Regions from separate parts of the Homo sapiens genome. Here region 2 is linked to region 1. The links are chromatin loops, found by intact Hi-C in ENCODE. Cell type or tissue: sigmoid colon. All regions are shown on one strand. Links, peaks and the distances in the headings refer to the core of each region. The heading gives the core; the rest is flanking DNA.

Region 1 (4,396 bases), core at 297-4,296:
CAAGTATAGGCCTGTACTAAGGAAGCAGGGCTGCTACAAATGTAATTATAAGATCCTAGACTCGCCGGGTGTGGTGGCTCACACCTGTAATCCCAGCACTTTGGGAGGCCGAAGCGGGTGGATCATGAGGTCAAGAAATCGAGACCATCCTAGCCAACATGGTGAAACCTCGCCTCTACTAAAAATACAAAAAAGCCGGGCGTGGTGGCGGGTGCCTGTAGTCCCAGCTACTCGGGAGGCTGAGGCAGGAGAATCCCTTGAACCAGGGAGGTGGAGGTTGCAGTGAGTTGAGATCACGCCACTGCACTCCAGCCTGGGTGACAGAGCAAGACTCCTGTCTCAAAAAAAAAATTCCTAGAATTTAATTTTCCCTCTTCAATTTATTCCCCGTATTGTAGTCAGAATGATTTTTTGGCAACATGCCAATCTGACCAGGTGTGGTGGCTCACACCTGTAATCCCAGTACTTGAATCACTTGAACCTGGGAGGCAGAGTTTGTGGTGAGCCCAGAATGTGCCACTGCACTCCAGCGTGGACAACAGAAAAAGACTGCCTCAAAAAAAAAAAAAAAAATATATATATATATGAGTGGCATGATCAGACTGTTGTTTAAGAAAGATAATGGCAGCAGAATTTTGGAGGTAAATGACAGAGAAGTAAATTGAACGACAGGGAGACCTGCTGTGAGGTTATTATAAAGATGCCAATAAGACATGATGGAAGCCGGAACTAAAGCCTCGGGGAGGGCATAGAGAGGAGGGCCAGACTGCAGAGACACAGAGAGGTTGAGTCTACTGGATCTTGCTGACACTCTTAGCTTGGGCAATGAGGGAAGTCAAGAGGGAAGCGTTAAGAATGACTCAAGTTTCTGGCAAGGGCAACTGGGTGTCTGTAATGAAGAAGAGAAATAGACATTTCATGTATTAGGCTGTAAGAGAAGCCCTCTGTTTTGACTGATGACGTAAATGAGGGCTTTCCACTTTCTGAAAAACTGAACTCTTCTGATGCAATGAGACAACCTCCACATCATAGTCAGCCATGGTCCGTTGGGTTCAACTCAGTCCCAATGCCCTGACACCCTCGTTACCTGATCTGATCCTACTGCCCCAACCTAATGGAACTGAAAACAGTGGTGTCAACAAACTAAACTGCCCACCAACTGTGACATATTCAAAGCCTGCATAAGCTTGCTCTGTGAATGGAGAACACATTCTAAAAGGATCCCAAAAGAAAATAAAGCCTTTTCTGTCTTCCCAGGGAGGTTTTAGGCTAAGGAAACAAAATAAACACCACACGAAATAGTGGGCAAAGGTACAAGAGAGTTTAAGGTTAAATGCTAAATTATGAAGCAAATTCCAATCAGAGGACAGTGATGGTATTGTTACTCTAGAACAGCCAGGAAAGATAATCATCTGTGTTGACCATCTACTGCCAAACCACCATCCGTAAGTCACACAGTTGGTAAGTGGCAGAGCCAGTGCGTGAAGTTGGGAGAGACTGTCTCAGATCTTCAGGAAGGCGAAATGTGAGCTGAGACAGGAAGGTGCCCGGTGTCCAGCCTGGATGGGCTGGGAGTGCAGCTGGGAGCTTGGAGCATCCTGGGAGGAGAAGCAGAGCAACAGGACTGGCACGTGATATTAATCATCCCGGAATGGAGGCCTTCTGACTGGAGACTTGCAGTGTACCTACCACTGCTGGGTGTTTTCAGCATTTCAGTTTGGCAATAAACATAAAAAGTCTAGTAACACAGGCGTAAGCCTGGAATGTTCAGTGACTGGTCACTGTCAGGAATAATTATTACAAAAGAGCAGCTGAGAAGACATGACTCAGCACGCCCCACCTCAGAACACTCCGGTCCCACCTAAGGGCTTTCCAAAGTCCGCAGGAACCAGGCCAGCTGAGTATTCACATAGCCGCTCTGTTCAAGTCACACTCCAGATCCGTAGTGTTATTGGTGAGAACAATGACTAACTAGCAGGATGATTTACATGCATGCGAGTTCCAACTTGGCCTTTTTCCTGTCAGCAAAATTTACTACTATCTTCTAGCTGTCTTCCTACGTCAGGACTAAAAATGGTTACACTCCTAGCAGTAGAGCATATCCAGCCAACTGACAAGCAAAGAAAGATTAAGGACAAGTACATAGACAACATGGGGTGGACTTTATCAGAAAGGACAAGGCAGATACAGTGCTGGCCAAGGAGTGTTGCAAGTAAGGAATTTCCTGGAGCCTTATGCAAACTCCAGTAATCCCAGGCAATGATGCAGTTTCACTTCTGTTTCATATTAACGAGTACTAGAAACACATAATGAGTGACCTAGTTCTTTTCCAGTGGATTTTCCTTTTATTAGAACTATGCTCTGGTAGGTTACTTAATTATTTAAAAACATCAACACTGAGCACTATTTTAAGCTAGACCTTGACTTTAAATTTCAAATATGTCATTATAGTATTTAATAAATATAAATTCAGTTTTTTAAACAGTTTTTGTGGTTTTTTACATTCCATGAAATTCACCCATTTGAAGTGCACAATCAAAAATTTTAAGTACATTCACAGAGTTGCACAATCATCACCACAATAAGAATTCATTTTTGAGCTTTTTATTTCAGTTTTTCAATAGATGATAATTTCAAGAGGAAATGATAGGCCACAAAAAGTCTGTAACTGGGGGATGAAGCAAGATGGCAGAATAAAAGTCCCCACCACTTATCCCCTGCCGCAGGAAGACCAAATTTAATAACTATCTGCATAAAAAAGCACCATCATTGGCCGGGCACGGTGGCTTGTGCCTGTAATCTCAGCACTTTGGGAGGCCAAGGCGGGCGGATCACAAGGTCAGGAGATCGAGATCATCCTGGCTAACATGGTGAAACCCCGTTTCTACTAAAAAATACAAAAAATTAGCCGGGCGTGGTGGCAGGCACCTGTAGCCCCAGCTACTTGGGAGGCTGAGGCAGGAGAATGGCATGAACCTGAGAGGCGGAGCTTGCAGTGAGTCGAGATCATGCCACTGCACTCCAGCCTGGGCAAAAACACCGTCATAACCAAAAATCAGGTGAGCACTCACAGTACCTGGCTTTAACTTCATCTCACTGAAAGAGGCACTGAAGAGGGTATAAAAGACAGCCCTGAATTGCCAACACCACCCACCCCTCATCCCCTCCTGCACCCCCACAGCAGCTGTTGCGTGGCACAGAGAAATGTGTGCTTGGGAGACAGAAAGCCCAGCATTGTGAGATTTTGCATTGAACTCAGTGATGCCCTGTCACAACAGAAAGAAAAACCAGACTGAATTCAGCTGACACTCACCCACAGAGGCAGCATTCAGACCAGCCCTGGCCAGAGGGGAAATCACCCATCCCGGTGGTTGGAACTTGAGTTCTGGCGAGCCTCACACTACAGGCTGAAGTGCTCTGGAGCCCTAAATCAACTTGAATGACAGTCTAGGCTGCAAGGACTTCAAGCCCTAGTGCTGTGCTGGGCTCGGAACTAGTGGACTTGGAGAGCACATGCCCCAATGAGACATCAGCCAGGGCAGCTAAAGGAGTGCTTATGCCACCCCTCCCCCAACCCCAGGCAGTGCAGCTCACAGCTCCAGAAGAGAACTTTTCCTTCTGTTTGACAAGAGGAGAGGGAAGAAAAGGATGACTTTGCCTTTCATCTTGTATACCAGCTCAGCCACAGTAGGATAGGGCACTGGTCAGAGTCATGAGGCCCTATTTCAAGCCCTAGTTCCCAGACAACATGTCTAGACACACTCTGGGACCGAAGGGAAACTACTGCCTTGAAGGGAAAGACCCAGTCCTGGCAGGATCCGTCACCCACTGACTAAACAGCCCTTGGGCCCTGGTTAGAAATTTATTCAACCAGACACACTCAATCATCTTTCTCAAGTTCAAAGTACTACAGATCTCTAGGGCAGGGGCAAAATGCCAGCAGTCTCTTTGCTAAAGCATAACAAGAGTCACCTTTGCTCCAGTACCCAACAAGTTTCTCATCTCCATCTGAGACCACCTCAGCCTGGACTTTATTGTCCATATCACTACCAGCACTTTGGTCAAAACCATTCAACAAATCTCTAGGAAGTTCCAAACTTTCCTACATTTTTCTATCTTCTTCTGAGACCTCCAAACTGTTCCAACCTCTGCCTGTTACCCAGTTCCAAAGCTGCTTCCATATTTTTGGGTATCTTTACAGCAGCACCCCACTCCTGGTACCAATTTACTGTATTAGTCTGTTCTCATGCAGCTAATAAAGACATACCCAAGACTGGGTAATTTATGAAGAAAAAGAGGTTTAAAGGACTCACAGTTCCACAGGGCTAGGGAGGCCTCAGGAAAATTCCAATCATGGCAGAAGGGGAGGCAAACATGTCCTTCTTCACCTGGTGGC
Region 2 (4,396 bases), core at 397-4,396, 130 kb after region 1:
GGAAATACGGAAAAGAAAATAGTTTTTAAGGGAAGATACTTGAGAAGTAGATGTAATGTTTAGGAAGGAGGTCAGGGAGTTCAGAGACTTTCCCTCTAGGAAGTAGCACACAGTGAGCATTGAGCTGGTAGGGCTGAGGGATTGAGAGAGAATTGCCACTGAGAGGAGTTGTCCAGGGACATCAGAGTTTCATGTTTTCTTTTGTTCTGGACAGCAAGAAAGCTCAGCTCAGCATGGTTCTGTTCTTTTACCCTAGCAGGTTTCTGCTGTCTAGCTGAAGAAGGGAAGACACATGGCCTGCTCTACCCCGGGTTTGGGTTTTATATAATGGACAAAACAGTAGGATAAAGTGGCTGTGATTTTGGTATGATTTGTGGGCTCTAGGGTCTAGTTCCACAAGTAAGATCTTAAAATATGCAACAGGTTTTTTTTTGTCCATCCTTTTTTGTTTTGTTTTGTTTTTACACTCAGACTCTTTAGACTCTTTAAACACTGGAGAGGCTTTTTCCATCCTGTTCACTGATGTCCCATTACTGTGCATCCTCAGTGTGTGGAGCCGTTTCTGGCACAGTTAAGTGCTTAGTGAATATTTTCTGAAGCAGTACTTCTATAGAGGCTACTATGCCTCAAAGTCTGGCCTCAGTCTGCATTTACCACATAACTAGCAGCTGTGAGACTATCGGCATGTTATTTAATACCCATAAGCCTTGGTTTCTTCATGTTTAAAATGGAAACTGTTCTAAATATTAATGAGAATACATACAAAGCACTTAGGATTGTGTTTGGAACGTAGTATTCCAGATAAATGTTAGCTACTCTTTGTCACATATTCCTTTATTCTCTTACCAATCACTGTGTAGTCTCACTTTGCCTGCATGGTGTTTGACATGTAATAAACATTCAGTAAATATCCATTGAGTGAACATAAGGCTTTGTTTTTACTGTGATTTATTCAACAAGTGCCTGTGTGTCAATCCTGTGAGAAGCTAGATGCACAGTCATTTCAAATACTATTTCTTGCCTCATACAGCCTCATAATTTAGTTTCTGACATAAGCATGAACCAAATCATCCAATACATGGAAAATTAAAAAGTACTGTAAAGGAGAGTAATACATCTCTGTGAGAGCTTATGCTAGAGGAATTTCACTTTATGGGAAGGTGAAGTAAGTAAGGCTTTGCTGAGGAAATGATGCTTAAGATGGAATTTGAAGGTTAAGTAAGAGTTACAGAGATGATGCAGGGATAGCATGTGCAAGGGTCCTGTGACAGGGAGAGCATGGTGAGTGTCTAGAGCGGCTAGGGCATCGAGAGTAGTGGGAACATGGTATGAGATCAGGTTGGAAAGGTGAATGAAGATTGAAAAAAAAAAGACGGCAAATAGAGTAGATGCTGCTAGACCAATTAGGAAACTTCTAGTTCAGGCAAGAGATAATGATAGCATAGGCTGAGGACAGGTGTTGGTGATGGTGATGCAAAGAGCGTTAGGATTCTGAGATATTTGGCAGGTACTGTTGATAGGTGGAGTGGAGGTAGAAGAGAAAGATCATGAGTTTGACTTTAGATATGTTAAGTTTGATCTACCTTGAAGACATCCAAGAGAAGATACCAGGCTGGCAACTGGATGTATGAGCATGGAACTTAGCAGAGACTGGGAAGAGATTTGAGTTGGTGGTGATTTGAAGCAATACATACGGACAAAATCTTGAGAAAGAATATGCAGTAAGAAGAGAAAGGGGCCTGGAATGGAGTCTCCCGTAACTATTATTTCATCGTCAGGTAGAGGGGGCTCTATCCCCAAGAGAGACAGAAGAAGGGGCCATCAGAGAGGCAGAAGGGAAGCCATGCAAGTGCTGTGTCACAGAAGAGAAGAAAGGGAGTAGGTGGCAGTGTGGAGTGCTGGCCAAGAGGGCCAGTAAAAGCCGTGAGACAAGGTGAGGGCAGGTTTGCAGTGACCTTCATGAGAGATGTGACTGATACAGGGGAGTGGGTGGCAGACTCAGTGGAAGGTGAGCCCATGAAAGCATGAGCATACGGACAACTCTCCAAGAAGCTCACTTCTCTGCGTCTCTTCTAACAGGGACTGTGACTTCATAACTCCAGAATACTTAACCACATATACTTAAATAGACTTTTCTTAACTTTGTGTGTTCCAAGGATCTACGGATTTTGGAAATGTTAGTTTTGTGGTTCCTGGAATTCATCCATATTTTCACATTGGATCTAATGCCTTGAATCATACTGAACAGTACACTGAAGCTGCTGGTAAGTGTTGTTGGATGTGACTGTTTTGGCACACACACTCTTCTTCTGGTAGTAGCTGCCTTTCTGTTTAACCTACTATTTCACTACATAACATCACCTCAGTAAATACTGCACTGTGGTGGGCAGTTGGAGAGCCAGTTGAGATACGGGTAGCTAACCTGTGAAATTAAATACAGCTTAAATAAGTAAGGAGGTATTTTATTTTCTCTACCTTTTAGGGTCACAGGAAGCTCAGTTCTACACTCTGCGGACGGCCAAAGCTCTGGCAATGACGGCACTGGATGTTATTTTTAAACCAGAGTTACTGGAAGGAATCAGAGAGGACTTTAAACTGAAACTTCAAGAAGAACAGTTTGTAAATGCAGTAGAATAAAAGACTTAGGGGCCACTTATAAATCAAGAAGACGTGATGATTTTTTTCTTTTAATCTCTTTTAATGAAGGCATGCTTGTTTTTTAATCTTAAAGGAGTAAAATTCTTTTTACCTGATAAGTGAGGACAGGGTGTGGAGAAAACATATTAATTACCTCATATCTAAAGTGAAAATTTTTGCAAATCCGTACTTGATAGGATTATGATATTACAGGAGCTGGTATGTGATGCCATTCTTTCTTTTTTTTTACCCCGCAACCACTCACCTTCACAGTAGTGATACCATTTCTTAACCTGGAGGATACATGGCATCATTTTTATAAAATATGTTAGTAAACCTTTTTGTAAGCCTTAAATGTTATGTGTATTTTTAAAAGCTTAAGAGATTTCAAACCTTATATTCAGAATTGACACCCATGAGAGTGTTTTGTGGTATAGGGTGGTAAACTTGTTCTCTAATCGTATATTAATTCCTCTACCAGATTGTATATTTGAAGCCAGTGTCTTTCCTTTTTTTGTTTTAAGATAGAGCCTCGCTCTGTTGCCCAGGCTGAAGTGTAGTGGCACAATCTCGGCTCACTGCAACCTCTGCCTCCCAGGTTCAAGTGATTCTCCTGCCTCAGCCTACCAAGTAGCTGGGATTACAGGTGTGTGGCACCATGCCCAGCTAATTTTTGTATTTTTAGTAGAGACGGCATTTCACCATGTTGGCCAGGCTGGTCTCGAACTCCTGACCTCAGGTGATGCACCTGCCTCGGCCTCCTAAAGTGCTGGGATTACAGGCATGAGCCACCGCACCCGGCCTGCCAGTGTCTTTTTAATACACATGTGTGTTGGTATTTTTAAATTGTTACAGTATCTAGCATATTGCTTACTCTGAATATTCAGTACTTTTTGAATAAGCAAATATTGCTTCCTTGCTTGGAATCATCAGAGTTTAAAGTAGCTTCGTGGATGGACCATGATCCTAAGATGAGTTTTAATTTTGTGTTTACAGTCATCTCTTGTACAACGTGGAGAAGAAAAGATATACTTACTACTTTGCTTCAGGTACACATAAGAAAACCTCTTTTTTAAAAAAATTTTTATTTTTTTACATAATAGAGACAGGGGCTCGCTGTAGCTTCCAGGCTGGCCTCAAACTCCTGGGCTCAAGCAATCCTCCTGTCTTGGCCTCCCAAAGTGTTGGGATTTCAGGTATGAGACACCACACCTGCCCATTTTTGTTTGGTTTTTTAATGGGCAGGTTCTTGCTCTCCCAGGCTGGAGTGCAGTGGTGTAATCACAGCTCACTGCAGTCTCGAACTCCTGGACTCAAGCAGTCCTCCCACCTCAGCCTCCTAAAGCACTGGGATTACAGGCTTGAGGCACTGCACCTGGCCCTGACCATTTTTTAAAAAGGTTAGGCTTAGTGCAAAGTTTAAAATTATATGATTCTTAAAATACTGAATTAGTTTCTAAACTAAACTAGAGGTATAGGTGGACCTGCTTGAGGTATCTTTGTTTTTATGGAACATTTTTATTACATGCCTTTATAATTTTTCATTGTTCACACCCTGTACTGAAACCTTTTTCTCAAATACCAACTCTTGGCTATGTTAAATTTGTAGACTTTAAAAGATGTTATCTAAATTAATGGTTTAAATATACAAATTGAAAATATTTTCTTTTTAGTGGCAATTTTAAAAGCAGGCCTTAATATGGGACCTGCTTTTAAAGTAAAATATGTGGTACTATGAATTACTAAATTGCTATATACC

The links. Peaks named below come from ENCODE experiments on the same cell type or tissue, not always from the same donor. Only the 100,000 strongest peaks of a DNase experiment are listed, where the experiment ranks them.
Region 2: a loop joins it to region 1, with 9 times the contacts of the local background. A loop is called at or near these places in 1 of 110 quality-filtered maps.

The regions. Positions count from the first base shown.
Region 1 is chr6:89,033,886-89,038,281 of GRCh38, forward strand. No RefSeq gene overlaps it. Among named protein-coding and RNA genes, the nearest start is that of PNRC1-DT, 44 kb to the right of the region's middle. RefSeq lists a cis regulatory region at 1,482-2,316. In sigmoid colon, for the core only: no CTCF peak of the experiment used is centred there; DNase peaks (open chromatin) are centred at 806, 1,876, 2,186, 3,516 and 1 weaker place; H3K4me3 peaks cover 397 bases; H3K27ac peaks cover 2,900 bases.
Region 2 is chr6:89,159,627-89,164,022 of GRCh38, forward strand. PM20D2 (peptidase M20 domain containing 2) reads left to right here. Exons shown (of 7, transcript NM_001010853.3): 6 at 2,157-2,264; 7 at 2,483-4,396. The coding sequence ends at 2,637. Among named protein-coding and RNA genes, the nearest start is that of PM20D2, 16 kb to the left of the region's middle. In sigmoid colon, for the core only: no CTCF peak of the experiment used is centred there; a DNase peak (open chromatin) is centred at 2,515; H3K4me3 peaks cover 723 bases; H3K27ac peaks cover 771 bases.